2 separate regions of the Mus musculus genome follow, and region 1 is linked to region 2. Evidence: chromatin contacts called from ENCODE Hi-C or POLR2A ChIA-PET data. All regions are on one chromosome and are shown on one strand. The core of a region is the stretch at or near the end of the contact, and the rest is flanking DNA. Distances in the headings are between cores, read along the strand shown. Region 1 overlaps Llgl2 (LLGL2 scribble cell polarity complex component). Region 2 overlaps Gm42096 (a long non-coding RNA gene).

What was found. Hi-C counts contacts between places; a loop is a spot of excess contacts on that map. ChIA-PET counts read pairs that join two places held with the same protein, here RNA polymerase II (POLR2A).
Region 1: POLR2A ChIA-PET joins it to region 2 with 10 read pairs in Patski. The contact joins two enhancer-like sites. A Hi-C loop is called at or near these places in 1 of 37 maps with a recorded cell type or tissue (heart). POLR2A ChIA-PET finds 5 or more read pairs at or near these places in 2 of 5 experiments (Patski and embryonic stem cell).

Annotation. Positions count from the first base shown.
Region 1 is chr11:115,830,910-115,837,077 of GRCm38, forward strand. Llgl2 (LLGL2 scribble cell polarity complex component) reads left to right here. Exons shown (of 26, transcript NM_145438.2): 2 at 3,888-3,993. The coding sequence starts at 3,919. Among named protein-coding and RNA genes, the nearest start is that of Llgl2, 9.9 kb to the left of the region's middle. Within about 2 kb of position 1,727, at least 1 of the 3 ENCODE cell types and tissues checked has a DNase peak (open chromatin) inside an H3K27ac peak, as active enhancers do; it is heart, where a contact is called at or near this core.
Region 2 is chr11:115,718,364-115,724,120 of GRCm38, forward strand. It overlaps Gm42096 (a long non-coding RNA gene), which reads right to left. Exons shown (of 2, transcript XR_880315.1): 2 at 4,293-4,608. Among named protein-coding and RNA genes, the nearest start is that of Gm42096, 5.7 kb to the right of the region's middle. Within about 2 kb of position 4,442, at least 2 of the 3 ENCODE cell types and tissues checked have a DNase peak (open chromatin) inside an H3K27ac peak, as active enhancers do; they include heart, where a contact is called at or near this core.

The sequences.
Region 1 (6,168 bases), core at 477-2,976, 110 kb after region 2:
GGGATGAGGAAGGCTTTTTTGAGTCCTGTCGCTAGAGGGTCAGAAAGATTCTTCAGACAGCAGTGGCAGCCAGAGGAGCCAGGAAAGGGCCAAACGAGAGGAGGGGCTGTGTGTGGTGAGACCCGACGGAGCGGCCTTCCCTGCGGCCCTGCCTCTGGCCGGCTGGCTTTTTCATCTTTCCGGTGTGTGTCTGTGCTGCGAGGTGCTATGCGAGTCACTCCATGATCTCAGCCTGGACTTGCCCCAGTGCTCCTGGAATGTGCTCCTTATCCTGGCCCACGGCACCATGCTCTTCCACCCGCCTGACCCTTAGCCCTGCCCTAAACCTTATGTGGCCGGTAATACCTGTCACCGAGGTCCTGAGTAGGGGATACGAGGAGAAAGTAGCAGGGAGGGGACAGTTGTAGACTGGGGCGAGGGAGCATTTGAGCGGTGGGGTTATGTGGCGGTATCCTAGGCAAAGTGTCCCGGGTAGAGTGCTGTGAACACATAGGGCCAAGAGGCTGACCAGTAACTCTCAGCGAGGCTTCCCCACCCCCACCCCACCCCCAGCGCCCTTGACCTCAGCATCTTGTATACTTTCTCCTTCCCCACTCTACTCTCCCTCCTGCCAGAGGGCATCTCTCATGGCCTGTCTGCCTCAGGAGTCGGCACACTGGGGGGCTGTAGGTTTGCCCCCTTAGTCTTTTAACCTCCCCATTTCCCAGGCATAGGCTAGGCAGGATCATCCCCTATCAGACTTCACAGCCCTAGCCTGACTTCCAGGCTCCTCTGAGAGCTTGCTTATCTGGGGTAGAAGGCCTGGGGTGGGGGAGGGGGCTTTCTGAACTGAGCCAGGCCCGCACCTGTCCTCCTCCTCCTCTAAGAAGGGGTGGGGTATTTTCATGCCTTGCCTTGGGGCAGTTACACTGGCCCCAAGCCTGTTCTACCTCCACCTTGGTCCCAGCTCCTAGGTCGCTCTTCTGTCTCCCTGGCCAATGGGGTCCCCAGCAGTAGGTCCCCCACAAGGTCACTGAGCCCTGCAGGTTAGTTCTTAAGAACACTCTGAAAGCAGTGACCAGGCACCTGGTCCCAAACTGCTTGGTTAGCTTTGAGCTCCATGGCCTGTGGGAGTATGTGCGCGTGGCCCTACCTTTTGACTGCAGCCATATAATTAGCTCTCCTGTAATAGCCATTCCTCATGGACGCCTTTATAAGCCCCTCAATTCTGGAGTTAGTCATACATGGGGGTCAGCTCTGAGTTCTGCCGCTTCCTATGCAGTGGTGACCGTGGGTAAGTTGCTTAGTCTGTGGCCTGGTTTCCTCTGTCAGGTAGGTGTGTTCTGCCTGGCCTCTCAGGTGGCCTCCGCCTGAGCTGATGTGTAGTGTTTACCCTGAGCACACAAACAACAGAGGTGGTCAGAACCTGGTCCCCACATTTTCCTGAGGTTCTCTGGAGGACGATTCACCCTCAGTGATTTGATGTTTCTACAGTGAGCCTAGACAACTTGAACCAAAACATTTAAAACGTATCAACAGGTACATTCAGGGGGTCTGGAACAGTGCTGGTCACAGCAAGTGCTCCGACGGCCACTTGGGTAGGTAGCCTGCACCGAGTGTTCTGCCCTCCTGACCAAGTGGGGCATGTCCCCTCTTTCCTGCCACTCACCACTTTGCCGTGTCACTTTGAGCTCCTGTGGGGTCCTTAGTACAGATGGTCCTGGTCCCTTCTTGTCCCTTCCCTAGAGTCCGCTGGTCTCTTTCCTTTCCCAGGGAGTCATTCCCAGCTTCCTGTGCCTTCTGACCTAGTGACCTCGGCTGGGGAGGGGAGCGCCTGCACCCCAGGAGCCGTAGCTGCTGATTTACGAGCTTGCACCACCCTCCCCCACGGCTGGAATGTTCAGCTAGCCAGCTCAGCTGTCTTCAGAGGCAGAGATGGCCGAAGTCTGGGGCCTGTTTTCACTCCAGTCCCAGGAGCCCCCAGTACTTGATGCCCCATGCTTGTTCTCTGGCTTGTTATGGGACCTCAGGTGGGTACCCAGACTTTCCCACCAATCCCCACGCCCCACCCCACCCATCCCCACGAGTGGGAGGCTCTGCAGTGGTCTTGCTTCCCTAAAAATGTGAAATCCCTAGTCTCTCTCCCCTCCCCCACTGCAAATCATGACCTTTTGATTGTCCCCAAAGGGTGACAGTTCCCCAGGGACTGGTCCCTGGTGTTTGGTTTGGAAGTGGCTTGTCCTGCTGATCTTTGCATTTGCAGGGGATGTGGCTCTATCCGCAGCCAGCAACTGGGGAGCCCCAGTCTTAAATCCAGAGTCTTTTCATAAGCAAAGTCTTGGCCCTTTAATTGATTGATTACAGAGCTGAGGATGAAGGGCCTTGTACACTGCCACCAAGTGCTCTGCCTCTGAACTGTACCCACCCCTGCCCCCAACCTTCAGGCTATCTTTCCAGCCTCGGTTTAGATAAGAAGCACCCCCCCTTCCCCAGTGGAGGCTGGGTGTCCCGTCCCTGCTCCAGCTTAAGTACTTAGCACACTTTGTCGGCCTGTCTACCTGACCCTACATGCAGCGTTCAGCGAGCTGGCGGCTATGTTTGCTTTCTCTTTCCGTCTAGAGTGGAATGAAGGAAGCCATTTCTGTAATGGCCTGAGTGAGCCCCTGTGTTCCTAGGAACATGCCCAGTGCCAAAGATGGTCAGCAGGAGACTGCTACTGGGCGCTGAAAGTCAAACCACCCACTCACAGCCCCTCCCCCAAGGAGAGTACAGAAATAGTTTCCCCCCTTGGGCTGGGAATGCTTTCTATGGTCGATGAGTGGCTTGGGGGTCTTGAGCTGTTTTCTTTATTCGGTACAGATAGAATGTCTTCTCTTGATTTGGGCTCCGCTGTGGCCCTTAAGAAAGGCCTCCTTAGGGAGTGGCAGGAAATAGGGTCTCACTTTGTACCCTTCATGGCTTTAAACCCTTGATGCTCTGTTTCCCCAGTGACCTAGGTTACACGTGTGCCACCATGCACATCTGAAAAGGAACATTTCTAGATGCCCAGTCAGAGCTCAGGGAGCTAGCTGGGAATTAGCAGCAAGGCAGATCTAGGATTAACCTAGAGAGCCCACAGCCTCATAGGACCAGACCTGGTCCCCAGCACCACGGGGCTTGGCTATGTGAGTCTTTGATGGGCTCCTTGCCCATCTTACCCCGACCTGGGTATTCCTGCTAAAACTGCCCCAGGTCCTTCCCCTGCATGTCCAGTTGAGGCACCGATCAAGAAATTCCACAGGACAGCCCCGCTTCTGCCAACCCACTGCACGGAGGGAGGCTGTGAAGTTTCTCTTTCTGGATTTTTATGTTTTTTTTTTTCTTTCAGAAAACAGGTTAACAATTAAGCTAATTAACCACAGGGCCTGCTGGCTCTCTTTGTTCCTATAAAGCTGGGGTAAATGGCTTCCTCCCCCAGTTTCTCCTGTTCCCATTATGGTAACTGGTGGCATTAGAGCATCAACCACGGGGAGAGACAGGCCCAGACCTCCAGGAACCAAGGCCTCACTGTCTCCCTGTCCTGGGCCCTTGCAGTGGAAGGAGCTCAGGAAAGTGAGGGTGAAGCTGGGCTTAAGAAGAGAGGCTGGTGGGGAGGTTCCCGGCCTGGCAGGGGAGGTTCTGGGCCTGGGCCTCAGCAGCTGGGGCCTGGGTGATCCTGGGTCTTAGGAGGGCCTGGGCCTGGGTGATACTGGCTCTGGGAAGCTGTGAACCTGGGTGACCCTGGGCTTGGACAGCTGTAGGCCTGGGTGATCCTGGGCCTTGGACACCTGTGTCCAGGATGATTCTGGCCCCAGGAAGCTGTGGGTCTGGGTGAGGCTGGGCCTGGACAACTGTGGGCATGGGCTCAAGGGCACTTTTGGTTTCTGCAGGTCTGTTGTGGGGGCCACAAACTAAAGCAAGATGAGGCGGTTCCTGAGAACTGGACATGACCCTGCCCGGGAGAGGCTGAAGCGGGATCTGTTCCAGTTTAACAAGGTAAGGATGCGGTGAGGGAGGGCAGGGGAAACCCTGGCCTGGGCTCCTCCCCAGGGGCTGGGGCTGGGGAGTGACACTGCCTGAAAAGCCCCCTGGGAATCTTAACTGGGAAACAGAGTGGCATCCCCTAGGAAGAGGTATATTGTTATTGTTTATTTCTGAGACGGGGATCTCACCATGTAGCCCTGACTGGCCTGGAACTCACAGAGATCCACCTGCCTCTGTCTCTTGAGTGTTAGGATCAAAAGGTCTGTGTCACCTTGCTGTCTAGGAACGACATTGGGCCTGGGAGTTAGAATTCCTTGTCCCAGGTCTCTCCCTGGCTAGAAATGACTGAGAGTTAACTCCACCAAGCCCCTATCTTTCTACCTATGACAGGTACAAAACTTTCAGCCCTGCCTGCTTTGTCACGGGGCTGCCAAGGAGGCTAAGGGACAGAAAAGATGAAAGCACGTTGAGTCCCGAGGTATAATAACATCCTTATGATGTTGCAGCCCTGTGGCCTCAAGGACCATTCCCCTGATACTGTCCCCAAGGAAAAAGCTTTCTCTGCAGGCTCCAGCCTGGGAGGAGGGGGGGGGGGAAGAGCACCTGAGGGAGTGGGGCAGAGTGTGGCATCTGAAGCCCCAGGAGCTTTGCTGGCCTCCCCAAGGAAGCTGGGCCTCGGAAGGCTAAAGAGTGTGACAGGGTGTGACAGAGCTCATTAGCTTCCCCCTCCTGCCACCCAGCAATCTGGAGCCGCTTGGGGATAATTAGCCTTCTCGTCTGCTTTGATCTATGTCCGAAGTAGATTGTAGGTCCGAGACAGCAGCAGGATCCTTTCTCCTGGGGTCTGCATCTCCAGGGCATGTCCGTAGGTGCAATTCTGACATTTTTGGTACTGAGGATTGAGCCCAAACCATCTCAGTAACCAAGCCATCCACCCCTGAGCTTCGGCTTCCAGTCAGGAACTATGCCTTTTATTTGGGGCTTTGGTTTGGGCTTCCCCTCACCCTGAAACGGCCTGGTGAATGAAGGACCCTCCTTTCTGGGTTCTGTTCTACTTTTCCATTTGAGAAGTATCGGCGTTGGCTTACCCAGATCCAAAGACATCTTTTCTGCTTATGAACGAACCAGGAGAGTGTTGGCCCGTCACCTATGCGGAGGGCTTGTATACAGATTGTCTCCTGCAACAGGACAGCTTGTGGTTAGCATGGTGCCTCGGGAAACTTAGGTGCTGGGTTTTGTGTGCTGGTTGGCACCTCCTAGAGCCGGGTCCAGAAGTTTGATGTAAGGTGCCCAGCTCACCTGTGGGGGTGTCACCTTGGAGTTTGTCATGACACCTGCCCCTGGAAGCAAGCTTCCTTAAGTTAGTGCTTCTCCCTGACTGGATTTTTAAGCCACAGATGATCATCTGGTGCAGGTGTTAGGAACAGGGTGACACCCGGGGCTTACCACCCTCATTCCTAAGGGAATCGGTCACGTGTGCTGGGTGGAACCTACAGCCAGTACCTGTCACCTGTCCTGAGTGACCCCCAGGTGCCACTACTGTCCTTGGTGATGCTAGGATCTCTCACTCGAAAAAGGAAGCCAATTCCAGCAGAAACCAGATGGACTGGCTCAGCAAAGGGATAAACCTTGGTTCCTGTGTGCTGTGGGTGAGGCTAGGGTGGAACTGGGGTAAAGGAATCTTACCCCTACCTTTAGTATGCTCCACTTGTGGTCCCCAAATAACATGTGACCCCTGGATCCCTAGGCATCACAGGGTGTGGAGGTGGGCTAGAATTCTTCCCTCCTTGACCTGGTTCTCCTACTCCACCTTAACCCCTGATCCGTACAGTCCAAGGCCTGGCTCTGTAAGACGTGAATTGGTAAGGCCTTTGCCCTTCAGACTTAGGGAGGGGAAGAGCTGAGGGCCTCACATTCTTTGTCTAGGGGGTAAATGGGAGGGAGGAGCTGCTTGCACCAATTGAGACGTCAAGGTTCTGAGGGTTTGCTGGTGCCGGCAGGGTGTGCTTTGAGGGTAAAGTCAGATTCCGGAGTACTTGAGACCCTGAAGAGTCTTATCCATGGCAGCCACTCGCCCCATGGTCCAGGGGAATGCTGTATCCCCGAGGGGCTTTGATCAAGGCAGCAGGTGTCCCATTGACCTTTAGAAAAGGTAACCCGGGTTTCCTTCTGTACATCATAGAATGC
Region 2 (5,757 bases), core at 3,192-5,691:
GCTTCGCTCCTCAGCTCCAGAAAAAGAAAAGGAAGCCAGGTGGTGGTGGCGCACCCCTTTAATCCCAGCACTCCGGAGGTAGAGGAAGGCCGATTTCTGAGTTCAAGGCCAGCCTGGTCTACAGAGTGAGTTCCAGGACAGCCAGGGCTACACAGAGAAACCCTGTCTCCAAAAACCAAAAAAAAAAAAAAAAAAAGGAAAGGAAAGAAAAGAAAAGCTCTCTGTTTCTGACTCATGGCCTCAATTCTGTGTGCTGTGCCTGTATATATGTGCACCTCATGTGTACTTTGTACCTAGAGAGGTTAGAAGGCATTGGATCTCCTGGAAAAGGAGGTACGGATGGTTGTGAGCCGCTCTGTAGGTTCTGGGAACTGAACCCAGATCCTCTGTGACCAAAGCAGGTGGCTTATTTCCCATTCTCCTCTGTGGTAACACTGGACAGCAGTGAGGGACCCATGTGTCTAGAAATAATTTCCCATCTACAAAATGGAAGATTATACTATGTATAGTTGCCAATATATCTAAAAATCCTTAGACCAGTTCTCAGCCTGTGGGTCTCAACCTCTTTGGGGGCCCCATATGAGATGTCCTGAATATTGATATTTACATCATGATTCATAAAAGTGCTGAAATGCTACTTATGAAGTAGCAACAAAATAACTTTGTTGTTGTTCCTGGCTGTCCTGGAACACGCTCTGTAGACCAGATGGAACTCTGAAATCCATCTGCCTTGCCTCCCAAGTACTGGGGTTAAAGGTGTGTGGCACCACAACAAACGAGAAAATCATTTTAAGGTTGGAGTCACCACAGCATGAGATAACTGCATTAAAGGGTTGCAGCATTAGGAGGACTGAGAACCACTGCCTCACACTCGGGGCTTCTCAATACTTGGGAAGAGAAGGCAGGGGTATCATCTGAGTCCAGGAGTCTGGGTAAAAGGACAAAACATTGCCTTAAAAACACAAAGCAGGGGGCTGGTGAGATGGCTCAGTGGTTAAGAGCACCGACTGCTCTTCCAAAAGTCCTGAGTTCAAATCCCAGCAACCACATGATCTGACTCCCTCTTCTGGAGTGTCTGAAGACAGCTACAGTGTACTTACATATTACAAATAAATAAATAAATAATAAATAAACAAAACAAACAAACAAAACAAAGCAGGGCTGGCAAGATGACTCAGCAGATAAAGGCACCTGCCACCAAGCCTGACCGCTGGGGTTCAATACCTGGGACACAAGTAAATGACAGAAGCAGAGAGTCAACTCCTACAAGAGTCCTTTAACAGGCTGGAGAGACAGGCTAGAAAGATGGCTCAGCCTGCAAGAGCACTGACAGCTCTTCCAAAGGTCCCGAGTTCAAATCCCAGCAACCACCTGGTGGCTCCCATGCATCCACCTCCCTGCACACACACACACACACACACACACACACACACACACACACACACACACACACACTCACACCTAGAACTCGCCCTATGAACCAGATTGACCCGGAGCTTACACTCATCATCACACCTCTGCCTCCCAAGTCCTAGGACCACAGGTCTGCCCTGCCACACCCAGCTGAAGACTACTAGACTGAATATATCTTCATCATCCACTGGAGGATACGCTCATAGACTACTTGCTAAACTCTGATTCCCACGTAAAACGCTGTGGCATATGTGTAAGCCCACATGTATGAGCACATATGCACAGACACACATGTAAAATAAAAGTGATAGGGGCTGGAGAGATGGCTCAGAGGTTAAGAGCACTGACTGCTCTTTCAGAGGTCCTGAGTTCAAATCCCAGCAACCACATGGTGGTTCACAACCATCCGTAATGAGATCTGATACCCTCTTATGGGGTGTCTGAAGACAGCTACAGTGTACTTAAAATAAATAAATTAAAAAAAAAATAAATCTTGCTGGGTGTGGTGCACTCAGGAGGCAGAGGCAGGCAGATTTCTGAGTTCGAGGCCAGCCTGGTCTACAAAGTGAGCTCCAGGACAGCCAGGGCTGTACAGAGAAACCCTGTCTCGAAAAAACAAACAAACAAACAAATAAATCTTTAAAAAAATAAAAATAAAATAAATAAAAGTGAGGCAAAGGCAGGCAGATTTCTGAGTTCGAGGTCTACAAAGTGAGTTCCAGGACAGCCAGAGCTATACAGAGAAAAGAAACCCTGTCTCCAAACAAACAAACAAACAAACAAACAAAAGCAGTATTTATTTATGGTGTGTGTGGAGGTCAAAGGCCAACTTGCCTGTAACTGTACCCCGAGACAACTCCTCACTGGGCACCCCATTCTTTCTTTTATTTTTTTCTTTATCCCTTAGCTCTTTTTGCCATTATTTGGTTTTTAGACACAGTCTCATTAAATAGACCAGGCTGCCCTTGAACAGAGATAGGAAAGCCTCTGGGATTAAAGACGTGTGCCACCATTCCCAGCTCTGTTATTTCTTACTATTTTCCATGTCCCTCTGAGAGGACACAGCTCCCTGCTGACCCATAGCCAAGCAACCTGCTCCCGACAGACAAGCAACTCATGTAGAACTCAAGACAGTCACTACCAAGGCCTGGAGTTAGGTGTGTCTCATTTCACAAGTTACATACAAGCATATCTTTGGGCTGGAGAGATGCCTTGGGGATGGCACAGGCTGCTCTTCCAGAGGACCTGGGTTTGATTCCCAGCACCCACATGGTGACTCAAAACTGTTTGTACCCACAGTATCAGGGGTTCAGACTCCCTCTTCTGTGTTCTGAGAGCTCTGCACACACATGGTGCACAGACATACATGCAGACAAAACACTCATACACATAAAGTAATAAAAAAATTTTTTAGCCGGGTGTGAGGTAGGGTGGCGCACCCCTTTGATCCCAGCACTCAGGAGGCAGAGGCAGGCAGATCTCTGAGTTTGAGGCCAACCTGGTCTACAGAATGAGTCCAGCAAGTACCCAGAGGAATCCTGTCTTGAAAGAAAGAAAGAAAGAAAGAAAGAAAGAAAGAAAGAAAGAAAGAAAGAAAGAAAGAAAGAAAGAAAGAGGAGGAAGGAAGGAAGAGAATTTATGTAAGTTTGTGGATGTCATAGTGCACACCATTAATCCTAGCACTTGGGAGGCAGAAACAGATGTATCTCTGTCAGTTCAAGGCCACTCGGGTCTACAGAGTGAGTTCCAGGACAGCTAGGGCTACACAGAGAATCCCTGTCTCAAAAAAAACAAAACAAAAAACCAAAAATGCTTTAAAGCACATATCAGTTTTTCTGGTTGTTTTTTGTTTGTTTGTTTGTTTGTTTTATTGAGACAAACTCTCACTAGGTAACCAGTGTTAGCAACAAACTCATGACCATCCTGACACAGCCTCCCCAGTGCTGGGACAACAGCCATGTGCAACCACACCTGGCGATACAGTTTTTGTTTGTCAGCGTTGAGGTCTGAAGGCATGCATGGTAAGAGTCTTCCAGTTAGCTGTGGTCCCAGCCCCTGCAGTATCACTAGAGGGACAATTTCTAGATGCTCCCTGCGCTGGACAGTTTTATGTCAGTTTGACACAACCTAGAGAGGAGAGAATGTAAATAAAGAAATGTCGGCCGGGTGGTGGTGGCCCACGCCTTTGATCCTAGCACTTGGGAGGCAGAGGCAGGTGGATTTCTGAGTTCGAGGCCAGCCTGGTCTACAGAGTGAGTTCCAGGACAGCCCCAGGGCTACACAGAGAAACCCTGTCTCGTAAAACCAAAAAAAAAAAAAAGAAAAAAGAAAAAAAAAACCAAAAAAATTCTCCATCCGATTGAGCTGTAAGCAGGCCTGTACAGCATCTTTCTTTCTCTTTCTCTCTTTTCTTTTCTTTTTTGTTTTGTTTTGACTTACTTTTTTTTTCAAGACAAGGTTTCTTTGTGTCATTTTAGCTGTCTTGGAACTTGCTCTGTAGACCAGGCTGGTCTTGAACTCAGAGAGATCTGCCTGCCTCTGTCTCTCAAGAGCTGGGATTAGAGTGTGAACCACCACTTCCAGCTGGGCATTTTCTCAATTCATGATTGATGGGGGGAAAGCCAGCCATTGAGGTGCCACCCCTGGGCTAGTGGTCCTTTCTATAAGAAAGCATGGGACAAGCCAGTAAACAGTCGTGTCGTCCCCCCATGGCCTCTGCCTCAGCTCCTGCCTCCAGATTCCTGCCTTGCTTGAGTTCATTCATGTCTTGACTTCCTTCGATGATGAACTGTAATGTGGAAATGTAAGCCAAATAAACCCTTCCCTCCCCAACCTGCCTTTGGATCACGATACTTCAACGCAGCCATAGAAACCCTAAGACATCATCAAATAGATTGTAATTAGTGAGGGATACAATCTATATGAACAGGGAATCTTCACAGGTCTGGGCAATTGGGACAGTTCCCTTTGTTGCCGGTAGGTGTCGCTCTAGACCAGGATGGCAGGAGCGGCCTTGGCGGTTGTAAAGCTAACTAACTGTAAAGGAATGCTGCTCTTTGGCTCCAAAAATGGTTTTGACCTCGCTGCTGGGACTTGCCGCTCTTCGACTGCCAGGAAACAGTGTGTGCCAGGTCCCAGCCACGGAGGACGGAGGAAATATCTAGTTGCATGCCATGCAATGGAAACGCGACTTCCCTGGAACCAAAACAGAAACAGGATGAACGGCCCTCGCCTCTCACCCTCCTCACCTCGGAATCTCTGGTTCTCCACAGTTTCAATACTTTGTGGTTCCTAAAGAACAGAACTAATGTTTCCCCCACGTATTTAATAAGCTCCAGGGCTGTATCTCCTCTGCCTGCTGGAGTGAATGAAACACAGCTTTGTTTGCTCTTTCTGGCTTTAGGGCCCAGAGCAGGCTCTCAATCGTTACAGGTTCTAGAAACCACAGTGGCAAGATGTCTGTCTGTCTGTCTGTCTATCATTCTCCTCCTTCTCTTAGTCTTTTAAGAAAAGTATATATGTACACACACACACACATACACACACACACGTACAAACTGGATTCAAATTTGTAGTTTCTCTTGGTGGAAATGGTTGCTGTCTGGCAAGGTCTCAGCATGACATCAAACCCACTATGTAGTCCGAGTTGACTTTGAACTCCCCATCCTCCTGCTTCTACCTCCCAAGAACTGGGATCAAAGGTCCACACCACCATGACTAGCATTCTTTTCTCTGGCAAGGATTTTCAGTATCTGGAGGCTTTATGCCAAAATGAAATAATACATATGATGTTCATTTAGGGCCTCACCATGACCCAATATAAGTTGTTGAAATAATTCATATTATGACCTTCTTAAATTATAATATGATGTTCATATTATAAGTTCTTAAAAATCTGTTCGTGTCCTCTCACTGTAACAGCTCAGTGGATAGGATGATTGCCTGGTTTTGATCCCCAGTACCACATAAACTTCACCATAGTGGGGCATGTCTATAATCCTAGTATTCAGGAGGTGGAGACAAGAGGATCGGAAGCTCAAGGCCGACCCTGGTGATGTAACTGGTTTAAGGGACAGCCTGGAATAAACAGACCCTTGTCTACAAAAAAGGGAGGGGGCTCAATTTTTAAAAAGTAGCATCATTATTATGACACGTAGGTCATGACAGTACATGGCCAGTCAGGACCTTGAAGAAGCCCAGCAACCTGAATCAGGCTTTCATTGGGACTCATGCCTGCCTGAGCTGTTTGGTTACAGAAGCTGATGTGACATAAGGAAAACCAATCACTTTGTGGTAACAGACATGGTTTATTGGCTGTGCTGTATATAAAATATGGCTAAAGGC